Regions from separate parts of the Mus musculus genome. Here region 1 is linked to region 2. Evidence: chromatin loops called from intact Hi-C (ENCODE). Cell type or tissue: gastrocnemius. All regions are shown on one strand. Each heading gives the region's core, and the rest is flanking DNA. Links, peaks and the distances in the headings are about the cores only. Region 1 overlaps E230016M11Rik (RIKEN cDNA E230016M11 gene). Region 2 has its middle 19 kb from the start of A430010J10Rik.

Region 1 (5,381 bases), core at 56-5,055, 89 kb after region 2:
CTTCGGCTCCTTGGGTGCTTTCTCTAGCTTCTCCATTGTGGGCCCGTGTTTCGTCTTATAGATGACTGTGAGCATCCACTTCTGTATTTGCCAGGCATTGGCATAGCCTCATACGAGACAGCTATACCAGGGTCCCTTTACCAAAATCTTGCTGGGATATGCAATAGTGTCTGGGTTTGGTGGCTGATTATGGGATGGATCCCCAGGTGGGTAGTCTCTGGATAGTATCCTTTAGTCTTAGCTCCAGACTTTGTCTCTGTAACTCCTTTCATGGGTATTTTGTTCCCTATTCTAAGGAGGAACAAAGTATCCACCCACTGGTCTTCCCTCTTCTTGATTTTCTTGTGTTTTGCAAATTGTATCTTGGGTGTTCTACATTTCTGGGCTAATATCCACTTATCAGTGAGTGCATATCTAATGACTTCTTTTGTGATTGGGTTACCTCACAAAGGATGATATCCTCCAGATACATCCATTTGTCCAAGAATTTCATAAATTCATTGTTTTTAATAGCTGAGTAGAACTCCATTGTGTAAATGTACCACATTTTCTGTATCCATTCCTCTGTTGAGGGACATCTGGGTTCTTTCCAGCTTTTGGCTATTATAAGTAAGGCTGCTATGAATATACTGGAGCATGTGTTCTTATTACCAGTTGGAACATCTTCTGGATATATGCCCAGGAGAGGTATTGCTGGATCTTCCGGTAGTACTATGTCCAATTTTCTGAGGAACCTCCAGACTGACTTCCAGAGTGGTTGTACAAGCTTGCAATCCTACCAGCAATGGAGAGTGTTCCTCTTTCTCCACATCCTCGCCAGCATCTGCTGTTACCTGAATTTTTGATCTTAGCCTTTCTGACTGGTGTGAGGTGGGTGGAATCTCAGAGTTGTTTTGATTTGCATTTCTCTGATGATTAAGGATGTTGAACAGTTTTTCAGGTGCTTCTCAGTCATTCGGTATTCCTCAGTTGAGAATTCTTTGTTTAGCTCTGTACCCCATTTTTAATGGGGTTATTTGAATTTCTGGAGTCCAGCTTCTTGATCTCTTTGTACATATTGGATATTAGTCCCCTATCAGATTTAGGATTGGTAAAAATCCTTTCCCAACCTGTTCGTGTTGGCCTTATATCTTTATTGGGTTATACAAGCATCTTGTGCTTCATTGAAGATAAATTTTGCCTCAAAAACATTTTAATCAAAGAAATAATTAATTTGTTATTTTATATGTATGTGTGATTTGTCTGTGTATCATGTGTGTGCAGTGTTCACAGAGACCAGAAGAGGGTGTCAGGTCCCTGAAACTGGTGTTACAAACAGTTGTGAGACACTTTGTGGGTGCTGCAAATTGAACTCAAGTCTTCTACCAGATCAACAAGTGCTCTTAATTGCTGAACATCTCTCTAGCCTCACTTTAAAATGTCTTAAGTAAAATATGTTTATTAGGGAAAACATCAATAAAAAATGTGAAGAAAAAAAAACCAGCATAACTTGTGATTCTACACTCAAAGGAGCACTGCTTACATTTTAACATGTGGTCTTCCTAATTACTTCTACATACATACATAGCATTGAGTTGGACAGAAAGTTTTATGTTTTAATTTTGTAAATAAACTGTGTACTAACAACATACTTAAAGATTCTTTATAATTATCTCCTAAAGGATTAGTTTGCTACATAGAACAAGGGTTCTACATTTGTTTGGTGATGTCTGGAGCCTATGATATCCAGCATTCTCTGCAGCAGCATATGTAGAATGTGAAATCACTCCCTAAAGAGCTTCCTTGATTGAGACCTGAATCCTAGCTACCAGAAGATCACAGCAGTAAATCATTAGGCTGGGAGTAGAACATTTATTTGATGCAGTACATAAAGTATCATCTCAGAATTTGCTCTTCTGTCATCCTCAGATAGTTAAACTATTAAAAAAAAACCAGTCTGGTTCGTTGGACTTATTTTTTTAACTTGGGGAGACCTGCATCATTGCATGACTAGGTTGTCATGATCTACAACCTCAGAAACATGACACAGCATGAGCTCATACAAGCAAAGCTCACATATATGAAATTTAAAAATCACACTAAATTGAAAACTATATTTGAAGTCAACAAAGTGACAGATCACATTAGAACTTCTATTTTAAAAGTCCCATTGCCAGTACTGGGAAAATGGCTCAGGGGACAAAGTGCTCAAGAGTAAGTTTCTGCATTCACATCTTCAGAACCCATGTAAAGCCAGATGTGGTAGTGAGAATCTCTAACCCTAAATCTCTAAAGTAGGCAAAGAATCCACAGAACCAGCTAACCTGACATATGCAGCTGCAAACAAGAGATCCTGTCTCAAACAGGATGACCAGAGACTGACGTCAATATGCTCTCTGTGACCCACATGCATCTGTGCTCACACACATGATCATTAACACATTAAGTGTGGTTCACTTAGCAAGAAGCGTGATAACTTGTGGTTAAATATTCTGGTGAGTCCTCTTTTGCCAATGATGGGAAACATTTGGACAGAATCATTTGAAAAGTAGAAAAGCAAGGGCCAGAAGCAAAGATCTGTGAGAAACAGAACCGTCTTCAGCTTTACACTTCTGGCAAACGATAAAAGGCATCTCTAATGACAGCAGCCAGATGGAGATCAAATGACAGCTGGGAGTTGATAATGGCCCCCAGCCCTCCGGCAGAGAAGCACAGGGTAGTGGCAAGGGGTGTCAGATGGGTGGGGGTGAGGGGGTGAGGCCGGGTGGGGGGAGTATGTTCCTGGTACTGCAGCTCAATTCTGGGAGCAACAGTATTATCCATGTCAGCCATGGCCAGTTGTGAGGTGCTGCCTGCCAGCCAACTGCTACATCCCTGAACCATGTCAACCCTTTCTTCCTTTCTACTCTGGCCTCTATTAGTTACTGGATACTATCAGCTAATTAATGTCCCCTAAGGAGGGAGGGTCCAGATGTTGAGGCTGCAGTTGCTGGTTTGAAAGTTCACAAACACAGGAAGCCTTCAGAGGATGAGAGAAAACATACAGCCATTCTAAAGTGGATTTGGGGGAAGTCATTGTTTGGTATATAAAGAGGCACAGATGAGAAATATTTGCATAACAGCAAGGCCAACTCTTTAGCGCACAGAAATACATCATTTCCCATTGTCCAATCTCCTTTCATGAGGGCTGACTTCATCCAGGAAGGATTGTGCATATTGCTTGTAGCCAAGGCTGCACTGAAATTCAGAGGAAGCTTTCATCACAGTGGGCGGACTGGGAGGTCTAGTATTTTTGTTACCATCAACGACAGTGTAAAGGTTAGAGAAAGTGAAAACAGACATGGTGTTTTATTTAGATGAAAGAAATCAGAACAAATATAGTTAAAATAGAAACTGTAAAGATGGGACCATATCATGAACAATGTATGACTTTTTATCATGTTCTATAAAAGTACTAAACAGACATATTACTTCAGTTAATGCTGTTTCTTAAATATCATTTGTATGATTTTTATCCCTAGAAAAAGAATGTTATTCTTACCTAGTGCTGGAATTATAGGCATCTGCCACTACATGCATCTAGACATTCTTGAGTTTTGAATACTGTGCAAATAAGCATATTACATTAGTCTAAAAAGCTTTCTTTATTAATTAAAAAACCTAGCAAAAAGTCAAGGGAGAAATGTCATCAAATCTGAGAAAAGTAGGCGGCAGAGCACTGGAGAGGACTGCCTTGAAGGTTGCTAAGAGCTCAATCAAAAAACCTGAGAACTGGCTGGATTCAAGGCCACATGTGTATAGCTTTGGGTCACAGATGGGCTGGTTATGATAAGTTTATATGTAGTATATAAACCTAAACTTCTAAAACAGAGTAGAGGGTCCAGTTGCTAGGGATAATTAGAGACATGCCAAATTAACTGAACTTAATCCAGATGGTCATTAAACAAGAAGCCCACCTGGCCTCAGTTGTTTCGCCATCTGTTGTGGATGTTCTCCAATGTTTGAGTTCCCACCAGTTCCCAGGTGTGGCCTGTTTATTAGGATGCAGTGCCAAGCTGTATACCATAGCATTTGGGAAGCAGTCAACGTGTTGAGGTTAATTCAGCAAACTGTAAGAGCTTCAACTGAACTCTGGAGGTGAAATGGAAAATTTGAAAACTCAATATCAAAGCTGTGAAAAAATGTGTTTTGAATTCTTAGACCCATTCTTTGGAGATTTAAATTGTAAGACCAAAACACTGTTACTGTGTCTGTTTCTCAGTCTGTGTGTCTGTCTCTCTGTGTATGTGTGTCTTTTTGTCTCTGTCTGCCTCTCTCTGTCAGCGGTGATAAGGGATGGTGTGTTTCAGTGACTGCAGAAAATAATAGAATAACAAATTAATAAGTACAAAATGTTAGAGCTGGAGTGGACTTAGAGAGCAGCCTTCTTATTTCCAGCTGGGCTCACTGTGCATCTCAGGGGCTGCGGCTGCACTGAATGCATGTGTGTGAGTGGATGCTGAGTAGAAGCCTATGCTTCCCCGCCCCCCCCTCCCCGCCCCCCCCCCCCCACTCCCTTTAGGCCACTCTAGCTACATCTCTGCTCTGCTGTGTGCCCATTTTGTCTTTGGAGAAAATTCTGCCTTGTGGTTTTCTTTTTCTTTTTAGGTTTAATAACTATTTGGCAAATGAAAAAACTGAGGAATAGAGCCAGTAAATAACCTGCCTTACAGGACATATTACCTAATGCACATCCTTGGAAGGACATCAAACTAGATTTATCATAGTTGGCTATACATACAAAGTACCTACACGAATACTAATTGTACAACATCACTTCAAAACTTCCTTAAATACAGACCAGGTATGAAATGTAAGCATGAAATACATCTACAAGCAGCTTCTCATGTGTTTGTAGTGAGGCTGCCTACAATAGAGAGGACAGCTTGTTCCCCATTTTGAGGCTCCAGCTAAAAGTGCATAGAAAAATCCATGGCTCCTTTGTGTTTAGTGGTCAGAAGGATTAACAAGACTACTTCTCACTCCTGGGCTCACTCCTGGGTCTTATAAGGAGCTGAACCAAAACATATGGGGAAAATCATATGTCATCATGAGAATGTTGTTAAACACCGTCCATCACTGTGCCACACACTGATATGGTCTATGAAGCACAGAATTGTGCAAACAGGACAGTTACAGTGTGATAATGTTATCTTACAGCGTAAGGTTTACTGCTTTCTTAAAAGCATTGAAGTTAGAGGGGTAAACGTTGAAACTATAATAAAGACTGCTCTAACTTTCCTTTATTCTTCATTTCTTTTGTTTTCAATCTCCTGAAAATTATTTGCTCTCCTTATTTGCACTGCATCTTTTTGCACTCTCCCATTTAAAAGAAGGACCTCCATAAAACCTTTTCAGAATTG
Region 2 (5,381 bases), core at 209-5,208:
GAAGTTAGAAAAAAAAAATCCAAGAAATTGTCATAGTCAAAGACACCTGACTTAAGATGATTAAATGCAACGCGATATCCTGTGTTCCCACAGAGGTGCAGTATTTGTTTAGCATATAAGAGGTCCTGGATTCAAAACCCCAGGGAGGAAATAAAAAGTGCAAGACCAATATTTAACACAGAGAGTGTGGCAGAGAGTATGCACCCAACCACTACCCTCCATATTTGCAGAAGGCATCCAATCTGGGTTCCAGGCAAAGCACCAGGGCAAAGGGGGTCTCATCTGTCTGTGACCTTGGATATGGCACTGAAAGCTGTTTAGCTGGATCTCTCATCTCCTCTGAAGACTTTACCTTCAGTCCCTAAGCCTGTCTGCCCAGAAAGACTGTGAGATGCAGTCCTCAGGCACTCTGGTTTGTAGACTTACTGACTTGACAACAAGCCATCGCCATACACGTCAGGCCACCTAGTGCTTTAGTCAGAGAAGAAACGATGTTGAGTGATAAGAGCACCTTTCTTGTAAACATATATTTTTTTAAATTTCCTTAAAGAAAATGGCAAGAAGGGGGAAGTGTCAGCTGGGCTATGGAGCTCATTAGTCCCGGTGCTAGACGGTTAGAGGAAATTCACCACAGCCCAAGTCCCTGGGGCATCCAGTCCAGCTTGACCACTGGAGGGAAAGTCCCCTTGTCAGTATCCCAGTCATGAACTTCCAGCTTGCCAAAGCAAAACCACACATGGTGCAAACACAATGCTCGGGGAGTAATCCAGCCCTTCCTGAAGACAGCAACCTGCAGAAAACACTCCTCACACTTCCAGGGCCAGGGATCACTCTGTACTGCTGAGCCAGGGCCCAGCCTGGGGAGCCACAGCAAGGGTGTGGCCTCACCGATACCTTTTCCTTCCCTCCCTCCTGTCCTCATACTACTGTTATCAGGGTTACCTGTGCTTGAACACTTCCGGGCTTATTCTCTTCTGCTCCACTCTGCAGGGAGGAGCCCCAATCTTAGGAAGTTTACCTGGCTAGCTGTGGTCACACTGTGGGTAAGTAGCCATGTCAGGACTCTACCCCATGACCTGACTCCAAGGCCATTCATAGTTTTCCACACCAAGTGTCTCTCTCATCCCGAGATCCTCCACCCTGTCCCCTGGCCACCTGTGGTTTCCTGCCTCAGCCAGATGAAGCTGTGCAGCTACTGCGTTTTTTCCCCGGGAACCTTCAGCAGTCCCTGCTCTTCACTGTTGAGTCACAGCTTCTTCGTGCCATGTCCTCCGCTGGAACAGTCATAGGAAAGTGTCTGGAAACTCCCCTGGGTCTTATCAGCAAAGAAATTCGGTGAAGGTAATTCCTTTGCTTTCTCAGACTTCACCTTGCCCCGAGAGAATAAGGAAGGCTGGAAGGCGCGAGTGTGAAAATGAGCTCTTGGAGTTAGAGGAAGCTTTCCATGATAACACAGGGATATGGCAGTCCCTGTAAACACTCTAGTGACAGCTGGTCTTCAAGGGCCTGACGACAAGAGGCACTATGTCTAGTGCTCCCCTCCTTGTCTGGTCCTTGTCCCCCACAACATCAGCCCAAAGCAACAGCTAGCACCAATCAAATGCCTATTGTACTAGAGCTAAGAGTCAGAGGTCAAGAGCGTTAGTATGAACTCAAAAAATGTTACTCTCTGAGCCTCAGGCTTTTTTCTATCTGCCACTTGTCAGAACTGATGAAACTGTTGAGAGATTAAATAAAGCCACATACAGTGTCTGATCCATCATGAGCACTCAAATAATCATAGCTACTAGCATTGTTAAGTGTAAGACAACCATTTTGCCTTCATGAGTCCAGGCTGGAGACACTTACTGAGCACTGAGTTTGCCTTAGGAGCTAGCTATTCATGTCTCTGGGAAAGGTAGAAAGACCGAGATAATACTTGCTTGAAGGGAGCTCACAGGGCACAGGCCTAGTGTCAAATTATTACGAAATTATGAAGAAAATGTATGTAGATAGGTACACCAACAACAGAGAGACAGTAGGAGGGTAGTCTAAACCCTGGAAAAGGTGCTGTTTAGACCAATGTGAAGAGGAGGAACTGGCAGTCAGGGCATAGAAAGGGACAGCTAGAGGAAAGATTTGTGCATTGCTTAAGGTCTAATGACAGAAGGTGGAGTGACTTGGGACAAAAGAGCTCAGGGATTGACTAGCCAGGCTGTGCTGGAGAGAACATTTACCTTCTAACCTATGGCAGGGAGGACTCTCTCTTGAGAGAGAGAAAAAGAGGTGACGTGGAGAAGGTCCCAGGAATGATGGTGCAGAGTGGCGTCCTGTCTGTCTGTCTGTCTCTTGCGTAGTAGGCTCCCTGGGAGAAACTAGGACTTTTAGACACTCAAAATGGAGCACTCTGGTGAAAGTGCTCACGGTGTGTCATGGTGTCTTGAAAAATGGTCTAATGGGCTTCCCAGCAATCAGAAAAATCTGAAGGAGCTGACCAATGCAACAAACAAGGACACCAGAGTTTACCCAAGGTCCTGCTGCAGGCCAGCAGCCAAACTGCATTTCTCACCCAGGCCTGTGCGCTCCCAGAACTGTCCTTCTTAACCACCACAATATTACCTCAGCATCTGTGGATGATGCACTTTCAAAACTGAGTAACTGTGGGTCTCTGATTCCTTTCCAAACACAAGAATTAGTCCTCCCTGTCATAAACTCACTAATTCTCCGTCCACACAATGAGCCTGACATTCCATCTCTAGCCACGGTGCCCATATTTAGCATACTTCAAATGTTGTCCCAGGAAAACACACTATAAACAGACAGGAGAGCAGAGTGGGTGGAGCAGGAGGCAGGGGGAAAGGGATGTGGCAGCTGCCAACACCTGTTCGCCCAGAATTGCAGCCCGGTGCAATCTCAGGCTGTCTGCCTCTGTCACCCAACTTCTGTCAGTGCGGGCTAGGGGGTGCCACATCCAAATATTTGTAAGGTTCACCGTGTAGCCTGGGCAGCAGCTGTGAAATAGGAGTCCGAGAGCAACGTTGAGCAGGGTAGGGAGTAAAAGCCACCAGGACCTTTGATTCTTTTTCCAAAGCACAGCTAACACCCGCAGTATGCTGGTGTCAGGCTGGCGGCCCACAAGGAAGGCTCGGCGACAGGCAGGAGTCATGACCCAAGGACAGAGAATTATTTACTCCCTGGGAACAGGTGCTCCCTGGGACTCATAGTCCTCGCTGGCTTGATTCTCTGCCCACATGTTCCAGCCCTTCTCAGATGCAGCTCCTTCCAGGGCCACATGAGGCTCTAGCCCTGGACGCTGGTTTCTTGGTGACCTTTGGCAGCACAAAGCTTGCAGGCTCCTGGCAGATGCCATGAAGAGGGCACAGTACCAGCTTGGGTTATTATGTGCTGGCTGGAATCATATCACTTTATAAACAATTGCAACCATGCCAGGTGGTAAGATCATTTGTGCCCTGATGAGCCTACAACCTCCCTGTCTGTATCCACAGAGATACACCAGAATAGTAAGGGGGATGTTGTAGAAGAGTGAGAGAAGCGTGCTGCTGCTTCCGAGGATCTCTGCACACTGCAATTCACCTCCAGGAAACTGCTCTCTAAATTTTCCCCCTGTTGTACAGTGAGAGGGCAGACAACCGAACAAGTAGACTCTGGCTTCCATCAGCTCTTCTTTCCTTCCCTGATTGTTACTTCCTTAAAGCTCTACTTGGTAAGCATACAAGAGGAAGGTTTAGATTTTGCCAGCTTACAAAACAATATAGACAGCATCTGAAACATTTGTTTGCATGGTAGGATTATAGCCAGAGAAGGGGAAGCGAGAAAGCAAGGGCCCTATAGGGCTTCTTGGATCATGAACAGCCCACAGGCTGTAGCCTCATCCTTTACTCCTTATTCTCATAGTCCTCAGAACACAGAGGTGGAAACTAGGAACTCTTCTTGGTCCAGGAATGCAGAGAGGAAAAGAAGCAAACGAGAGGCAATTACGCTCCATGGCACAGTCACAAGGCCATGAGAAGCCATGCTGTGCTAAAGAGGAGCTCGGAAGAAGAGAGCCATCTGGCTTCCTGGTTCACCTTTGTCCTCTCTCCTAGACTGCAGTAAAACTGCACCTCCACCAGCACTCAGTGCCTGTAAGGCACCTTATCAGTCACAGAGAGCTCTCTCTAACTAGTAAATTGGTATATCCTCTAGTTCTCCAAAATCCTGCAGTAGCCACGGCTGTCTTGGGAATAAAGATGGCTAATCATCACCTAGACTCCTCCCCATTTGCTCTCAAGTTCATCTTTCCCCATTCATTTTACTACAACAGAACTGAGCACGATGCTATCTCCCCCTCTTTAGATTGGCTTCCTAGAGAACCCTGATGCAGCCCTCAAAACTCTATATGACAATCTCATGAGATCCGTCATGTAGGTTTTGCACTGTTTTCCTATTTTTGTCTGAAGCCGTGTCTTCCCTTCAGCTTGAAGCAGCTCCCTTATCCAGTACCCTGCCTAGACCAAGTGATCTAAACTCCGCATGATTTGATATCCTCTGTCTTCTAACCTGTTCTTCATTGTTTAGGCCTGAAGGATTCACCAGCTTGGTGAACCATAGAAAAGGTTAAAGGAGAGAAAGGGTTCAGTATCGCTGAGCTGTGGGGCCGCCCCCGTACTCATTTGGTCTCACAACAGTTCATCAAACAGAGAAGTTGACTTCCATCTTACAGAATAAGACAATGGACTCAGAGACTGTATGGGACTATCCCAATGTCACTCAGTGGATAGGTGGTGGTTGTTAGCATTTTGTCTCAGCTCCACCCCACAGTTACCTGGCAACAGCCAGGTCTGCCTGACTCAGTATAAAAGGGGCTGCTTTCTTGCCTTCTTGCTCTTGCTCTGTCCTCTCAACCCTTCCCCATCTCTCTCCATTCTCCTCCAACCCAGGCTGCCTCACTGCACAGGGGGAGGATGTAGAGAAAGTCTGTGGAGTTGAAAAGTGGTTCTGAATTACTCTCCACATAGGCTAAGAAGAAAGCCCACTGTTGTCTTTGTCCTCACAAACATCCCATGTTTAAATCCTGCTTCTAGAAGAGGTTCCTGTCTTCTTCCTCAAATTTGAGTGATCTTATTGTCTGACATCCTATCTCTCACTACATTGTACAATAGCACTGGTTCCTGCTTCTGTTTTCCACATCTTATTGCTCCAACCAAAGGCTGGAAATATTCCCTATACAGTGTCTGGGATAATATCGGGTACATGGCAAATAGCCAACCAGTAAGTCCTTTATTCCAAAGACTTATTGATTGGCAGATGCATGCAGACCCAGCCCCTCCTCCCAGTTCCACGTCATCTTGGGGCAGTCAGTTAATATAATCTTTTATCTCTAGCGTCATCATTAAGGCTTA

The links. A loop is a pair of places that touch in the nucleus more often than their neighbours do. Peaks named below come from ENCODE experiments on the same cell type or tissue, not always from the same donor. Only the 100,000 strongest peaks of a DNase experiment are listed, where the experiment ranks them.
Region 1: a loop joins it to region 2, with 4 times the contacts of the local background. A loop is called at or near these places in 7 of 42 quality-filtered maps.

Annotation. Positions count from the first base shown.
Region 1 is chr6:67,046,850-67,052,230 of GRCm38, reverse strand. All of the region lies in intron 1 of E230016M11Rik (RIKEN cDNA E230016M11 gene), which reads right to left. Among named protein-coding and RNA genes, the nearest start is that of Gadd45a, 12 kb to the right of the region's middle. In gastrocnemius, for the core only: no CTCF peak of the experiment used is centred there; DNase peaks (open chromatin) are centred at 2,707 and 3,968; H3K27ac peaks cover 244 bases.
Region 2 is chr6:67,136,348-67,141,728 of GRCm38, reverse strand. No RefSeq gene overlaps it. Among named protein-coding and RNA genes, the nearest start is that of A430010J10Rik, 19 kb to the left of the region's middle. In gastrocnemius, for the core only: CTCF peaks have their summits at 2,955 and 3,255; DNase peaks (open chromatin) are centred at 2,963, 3,258 and 4,035; H3K4me3 peaks cover 567 bases; H3K27ac peaks cover 3,104 bases.